Linked DNA regions of Homo sapiens: region 1 is linked to region 2. The links are chromatin contacts, found by Hi-C or POLR2A ChIA-PET in ENCODE. All regions are on one chromosome and are shown on one strand. The core of a region is the stretch at or near the end of the contact, and the rest is flanking DNA. Distances in the headings are between cores, read along the strand shown. Region 1 holds the start of SPATA4 (spermatogenesis associated 4). Region 2 has its middle 28 kb from the start of LINC02509.

The links. Hi-C counts contacts between places; a loop is a spot of excess contacts on that map. ChIA-PET counts read pairs that join two places held with the same protein, here RNA polymerase II (POLR2A). Pooled maps may share reads with other maps.
Region 1: a loop to region 2 is called in a map of naive thymus-derived CD4-positive, alpha-beta T cell, with 13 times the contacts of the local background. The contact joins the promoter of SPATA4 here to the enhancer-like site in region 2. A Hi-C loop is called at or near these places in 1 of 168 maps with a recorded cell type or tissue (naive thymus-derived CD4-positive, alpha-beta T cell), 2 of 37 single-sample maps with no recorded cell type and 11 of 50 pooled maps. POLR2A ChIA-PET finds 5 or more read pairs at or near these places in 1 of 52 experiments (activated CD4-positive, alpha-beta T cell).

What each region holds. Positions count from the first base shown.
Region 1 is chr4:176,193,828-176,197,191 of GRCh38, forward strand. It overlaps SPATA4 (spermatogenesis associated 4), which reads right to left and starts at 1,758. Exons shown (of 6, transcript NM_144644.4): 1 at 1,518-1,758. The coding sequence starts at 1,735.
Region 2 is chr4:176,901,463-176,905,140 of GRCh38, forward strand. No RefSeq gene overlaps it. Among named protein-coding and RNA genes, the nearest start is that of LINC02509, 28 kb to the left of the region's middle. Within about 2 kb of position 1,634, at least 4 of the 41 ENCODE cell types and tissues checked have a DNase peak (open chromatin) inside an H3K27ac peak, as active enhancers do.

The DNA.
Region 1 (3,364 bases), core at 508-3,007, 710 kb before region 2:
CCCCAGGTGATTCATATGCACTTTAAAATTTCAGAGGCATGGTTGTAAGTAATACTGAAGACAAATTAGTAAACTAGTCCCCCGCTTATCTGCAGTTTTGCTTTCTGCAGTTTCAGTTACCTTGGGTCAATCACAGTCGGAAAATATTAAATGGAAAATTCAAGAAATAATTTGTAACTTTTAAATTGTACTCTGTTCTGGGCAGTCTGATGAAACCTCCCTGCCTGCTCTGTGTTGCCTAGGATGTGAGTCCTCCCTTTGTCCAGAGTCTCCACGTTGTAGACATCAGTCACCTTTTAGTCATCAGATCAACTGTACAGTGTGGTGCGCTTGTGTGCAAAGTGCAAGAGCAGTGATGCTGGTGATTCAGATATGCCAGAGAGAAACCATAAAATTATTCCTTTAGGTGAAAAGATGAAAGTTCTTGACTTAATAGAAAGTTGTAAGAATGGTTACAATGGTAGGAATGAATCATATTCCTGAAATATGAAGAAAAAGAAATTCTTGATAGTTTCGGCATCACACCTCAAACTGAAAAACTTTCAGCCACAGTGTGTGATAAGTGCTTAGTTAAGATTTTTAAAAAGGCATTAAATTTGTGGATGGAAGACATAAACAGAAATGTGTTCTGACAGAGGGTTCTGTAGTATCCACAGTTGCCATCCACTGGGGATCTTGGAACCTATGCCTCTCTGATAAGGAGAGACTACTTTAAACCAGAGTTCTGCAAAAGATTCATTGCCTTTTTATAGAATTTAGTTTGCATTCCCAGAGCAAATATTAGCTGCCAGTTACATACAAAGTGCCTACAATTAAGCAGCAACTTTAAAAACTTGTTGGTAACTCTCAAACTAGATGCCATCTCCGACAAAGGGTAAACTGATCCTTACCAGTATTTTTTTTTTTTTTTTTTTTTTTTTTTTTTGAGACAGAGTCTTACCCTGCCACCTAGGCTGGAGTGCAGCGGCATAATCTCGACTCACAGCAACCTCCGCCTCCCGGGTTCAAGCATTCTCCTGCCTGCAGCCTCCCCAGTAGCTGGGATTACAGGCACCCGCCACCACACTGGGCTAATTTTTTGTATTTTTTAGTAGAGACGGGGTTTCACCGTGTTGGTCAGGCTGTTACTCAACTCCTGACCTCAGGTGATCCGCCTGCCTCGGCTCCCAAAATGCTGGGATTACAGGCATGAGCAACTGTGCCCGGCCGTCCTTACCAGTATTAATGCCCAATATCACTAAAGAAAAAGCTTTGACTATTTTAATATTTTTGTAGTCACCAAAGCATTCTATATTGTCCACAATTTAATGATTGGTTGATTAATTGAATAAACAAGATGTATCGTGGTATTTTGTTAAAGCCTTGTTCCCTAATAGTGTTTTCGTGTGTGTACGTGGGTGGGGGGGTCTTGATTTGAAACATAAGCCAGGCCAGGGTAGGCAATCTGAGGCCTGGCAGGCGGCGGAAAGCAGGCGGGGCGCCCACCGGGGGGGCCTAGGACTGGCTTACTCAAGCACCTGTTGATGTTCCTGGGGAAGAAGCTGAGATCCAGACCCTGAAGCCAACGCAGAACGGAACGAGACAAGCGGGAGCTCTTCGGCGCATGCGGATAGACCAGACACTTCTTAGGCCTCCCTCGGATGGGAGCTGCTAGCTGTGGCGAAAGTGACGGTGACTTGTCTAGGGCTGCCGCAGTCTGTGTCAAATACCCTTTTTCCTGGCCGGCGGCAGCCATGACGCTTTCTGGGTTGCTGCGGCAACAGCAGAAGGCGGGGCTGGGCCTTATTGCTGGCGGCGCGGTCTCGTGGGGCGGGGCGGAGTCTTATGGGGCGAGACCTCAGCGCCTGCGCAAGCGCCGCAGCAGCCGCCCGTACTTCCGCTTTACTCAGATTTTGGACCGCGGGGCCGGGTATCGAGGGAGGCAAAGCTGGGGTCCCAGTGGTGTGGCTGCGGTCTGGGGAGCGCTTTCAGTCTCAGATTTAGTTGGCCTCACTGTTAACCTATTTAGAGCTTTTTTTTTCTTATGTCATCGTTCATAAGTTTTGTATTTTAAATATTGTTGGTTTCTGCCCAGCCAAAGGCCTATTTTCAGTCGTCTAGTTTGAGGAGTGGTGTGAGAAGACTCCAGAGGCCAAGGACAGTTTTTGTTTGGGAATTGGAAGAGATGGGGGAAAAAAATCTTTGAAATGGAAATGAATGTCCACAAAATTTAACATAACTATTTCCTTAATTATTGCATTAAGTATTTGTAAACATTAATATTTGAAAACGATGTGTAGGTTAGATTTTCACACTTAATTAAAATCTCCTAGTAGGCATAATTCCTTCATTAATTCAACAAATATGTATTGAGTCCATATTATGTGCCACGCATTCATCTAGTCACTTGGGATCTATCTGAACACAATGAAAACAACTGCAAAGTTGGCATAGGCAATTATAAATATGTAAGCTTAATTATTAAAATCCATTAAAAATTTTTACAGCCACAGTTTTTTGTTTTTTGTTTTTTGTTTTTTGTTTTTTTTTGCTTGGCAGGGCACAGTGGGTCATGCCTGTAATCCCAGCACTTTGGGTGGTGGAGGCGGGAGGATCGTTTGAGCTCAGGAGTTCAAGACCAGCCTGGGCAACACAAGGTGGAGAGACTTTCGCTACAAAACAAACAAACAAACAAAATAGCTGGGTGTGGTGGTGCACACCTGTACTCTCAAGTACTCCAGATGCTGAGGTGGGAGGATTGCTTGAGCTCAGGAACTTGAGGCTGCAGAGAGCCAGGTGACAGGCCCTGTGGATACATACACATGGTAAAATATGGGATAGATCTTGATAATGATACTATGTAATATTTTTAATGTTTATTCATATACATGCTTATTAATAAAGTAAACCAGTGTATTCTGTATGTGGTTAAAAAAGAAAACCAAAACTGAAGCTATGTAAGTGTTTTCTGTTAGGCTAAAAAAGTTTTAATGAATGATTCATTCATTCTGTAAACCTTTTCTGAGGAACTATCCTGGAGTATGTGCTAGATCTTTACCATCCAATATGGTAGCCACTAGCCACATGTGGCTATTTAAACTTAAATTTAAATAAACTCAGTTCCACTGGCTACATTTTACCTGCTCAATAGCCATATGTAGCTAGTGGCTGCCATGTTGGGTAGGACAGACACAGCACTGTTCCATCACTACAGGAATTTCGATTGGACAGCTCTGTGCGGCAGATCATTTATAAGAGATTCAGAGATAGAAATATCAGTGAAAAGATTACATACACTGAAAAGCTCTGCCATGGTAAAAATATGTTAGCACCAGAAAGGAAGCAAATACTTTGGCCTGGGAGAGTGTAAGAAGTCCTCTCAAAA
Region 2 (3,678 bases), core at 384-2,883:
TGGGCGACAGAGCGAGACTCCGTCTCAAAAAAAATAAAAAAGAAAGAAAAGAAAAGAATTGCAGCTACATATTATTAAAATGATTTCCATCTGGTAGCAACATGCTTGAATTGTAAAAAAAAGAAATTAAAAAGGAAATAAAACTCATCTATACTAAGAAACTAAAGTGATAAATTAAAAAGCACAGATCAAAAATCAAAGTTTTCATGCATTTAACAGCCATGCCATATAATAAAATACACTGGAGCTAATGATAGTAGAATCGAGCCCATTACAGTTCTTTGGTTTTGACAAATTTAAACAATTATCTTTCAGCACTCCTCCACGTTATCATTTTAAACTTTTAAAAATATAGAAAGTGAGAACATTAGGGAAGATAGGGGTAAGAAAATCAGGCATTTTTTTCACATCTTGTATATATATATACACATCTCTCTCTCTCTCTCTCTCTATATATATATATATCTATATAGAAAAAAATATAGAGAGGCTTGCTACCTTCAGATAAATGACTTTTTGCACTATACACACTTTTGTTAAAAAAAAAAAAAACCAAGGCAGAGCACTGTGGCTCAAGCCTGTAATCCCAGCACTTTGGGAGGCCAAGGCGGGCAGATCTCCTGAGGTCAGGAGTTTGAGATCAGCCTGGGCAACATGGTGAAACCCCGTCTCTACCAAAAATACAAAAAGTTAGCTGGGTCTGGTAGTGTGTGACTGTAGTCCCAGCTACTTGGGTGGCTGAGGCAGGAGAATCGCTTGAACCTGGGATCACCACTGCACTCCAGCCTGGGTGACAGAGCGAGACTCCCTCTCAAAAACATAAAAATAAAAATAAAAGCCTAAAAATAAAATTTCCGTCTTCATTGAAATAGACTACTAAGGAATTTTGACAATTATAATTTATTATTACTATTATTATATTTTAATTAAAATTCTTGGCATTGAATGGGCTCAGAAGGGGGTTGGTTTCCACAATTTAAGATTCCAAAGAAATTCCATATCACAATTTTGTTCAAGGAACAGTTTACATAGGTCACGTTGTGCAGTGGACTGAACCACAGGCATGCAGACAGCGCTGGTGTGAATATTTTAGGCTCCAGCAACATACTGCCTCAACTTCTAGCCCTGTTTCAGTGTTTCTCATTGGTAAAAGGAGATTTTAGTCTTATAGATGTTAGACTTCTCTTCAATATCACATGCTGCATGATTCTAGGTAGTCAATATAAAATTAATCAATAAGAAAATGGCAAATATCAATTAAATGTGTGGTGAAACATTTACTTACCAAGTTCTAATAGTGTTAGAGACAGAGTCATGGAAAAATGGGTCAAGCCAGAAAATGTTCTCTACTGCAGGAGTCTCAGATTCAGACATCTACAGGTAATTTGGATCAGTAAAGGGTGCTGGATTTAAGGCAAAAGAAATGGTGAAGGTTGTGGCAGATATGCATTGCATCCAGCGGCTTGTCGCCATATAGGAATGTGGATCGTGTTGATACGTTTTTCTGATTTTCAAGAGAAGTCAAGAATTAGGACTGTTTCATGAAATTTCTCAATTTCTAAAATATTGTGATGGTTAAACAAAGCATGCCTGTGGCTTAAATACAGACTCTGACTTGCCCATCAGTGACTCCTATTTCCAGAACTGTCTATGAAAACAGCTAGAATTAGTAGTATAGTCATTTCCTCTTTGGGTGAATCTGTGGTTTTGAAGATCACATCATTAAAATGAAATGAAACATAAATGTATTTGTCACACTTACTCATATCTAAAAGGAAAATGAAAGCGAAGATGGTGGACTACATTTTCCTGAAGCCACTGTATAGCTTAGAAAGTGGAAAATTACAACTTAACAGATTTGCAGTACTGGTTTTGGAGTCTCATATATACAGTATATTCCTAAAATTATTTATAATTTCTGATTATTTATAAGATTATTTGTGATTTCTAAGATTATTTATGATTATTTATGATTCCTAAGTTATTTATGATTTTTGTGTGTAATGCTGGAGCTCAATTTCTAAACAATGCCTATTTATCCAGGCTTGATGCACTACAATTCTCTCTGGATTACAATTCTATGATCTAGCTTTAGGCCCTTTCTTTGCAAAACAGAGAAAGGCATTTGAGTTGCTTCATTTAAAGCAATAATTAAATATATGGCAAAATTACAGGAGACATATAAAATAATACATAGCTGTAATCATTGACTCATATGCACTATCAGTTATAGCTAAAATATACAGCAAGGACCTGTCTGTACCATGTGTGTTTCTTATTCCCCTCACAAAGCAATCATTTGGGGAGCTTTATGTATTAAACGTACTGGCCACAAAGGACTTTATTTGGGAATGCTGCTGTGCTTGCTCTGGCATAGATTTTCACTCTGAAAATGTCTGTTGAGATGTGATGGCTCAAATGTTTTCATTTCCAATAGTATGTCATGGTACATTTTTCATATATATAAAGTTTTGGTGCCGAAGATTGGTAAATATTTTTACATAAAATTAAAAACTAATAGAAAAATGGAGAATACTATACTATCTTAGGCTTATTCCTCATGTTACACAAAGAGCTTTCTTCAGCATTTAAATAAATACTGCAAATACTTTCAAGGTAAGATTTATGTTAACACTGAGAAGAAAGGATATGTTGAAACCGTTTTGTTCATTTAATCAAATGTAAACAATCATTCTAGAACATTCAGATTATGATACATAGAACTTGAAATGATCCAAATTTCCTACACTCCTTTATCCAATTAGTCAAATATTTGCCAATTTTCTCATACAGCAATAGTTGAACAAGCCTATATTGGCCATTTTATATGGACAGACTGTGAAATCTCAGAAGCTCTTCCATTGGTCCTCTGTGATACACATTTGCTCTCGGAGGTAGGAAAGTGTGGTAGCAATGGAAAATGTGTGTGTACAGTGGACTAGTAACAAACACTGTCTCCAAGGGCCACAACTCAGGAGGTGATACAACTAGTCCAAAGATGTGTGGCTTGTGTTTTGCCCATAAGACCAAGTCATTGGAAAAGCTTCAATAAAAATTGTTTTTACCACATTTAGCTTTCAGGTTAATTTGTTTTTGCTTTCAGATGCAACATATCCTTGCTCTTGGTCTTACAGGTAATCAACCAAAGAATAACAATTAGGTTTAACAATGCGGAAGAAAACACTAATAAGCTGTCAGAAACCAATGTCTATCTGTAGCCTCTGAGAAACAGAGTCTGTATTTGTGATTGGAATACACAGGGCATGGGGAAATATGGTAACATTCACCTATAGCCAAAAGTTCTGAGATCAGCAGCTCTCTCTACCTTCTCCACTACAGCACCCAGTGCTGAAGAGTGCACATTGTAGGTGTACAGTCAAGATTTGCTGATCGAATGTGGCTAAGTGCACAGATTTCTCATACACATACTTTTCTATGACACCTTGTTTTTCATAAACTAGGAAATTTCACCTTGTACAAGTTATAAATTCCCATTGTTAAAAGGACAGAGACAAGAAAAGGAAGGACATTTTAAAAGCTAGCTATTCTGTTCCACCCATTAATATTTTGTTATAATATCACAAGACTAAATTGTAATAAACTCTGTTTCAGCTACGAAGAGCACTGGCCAAATAGCCAAACAGAAAAGTGTTAAACTGAGTATACTGGGGGCTTTCT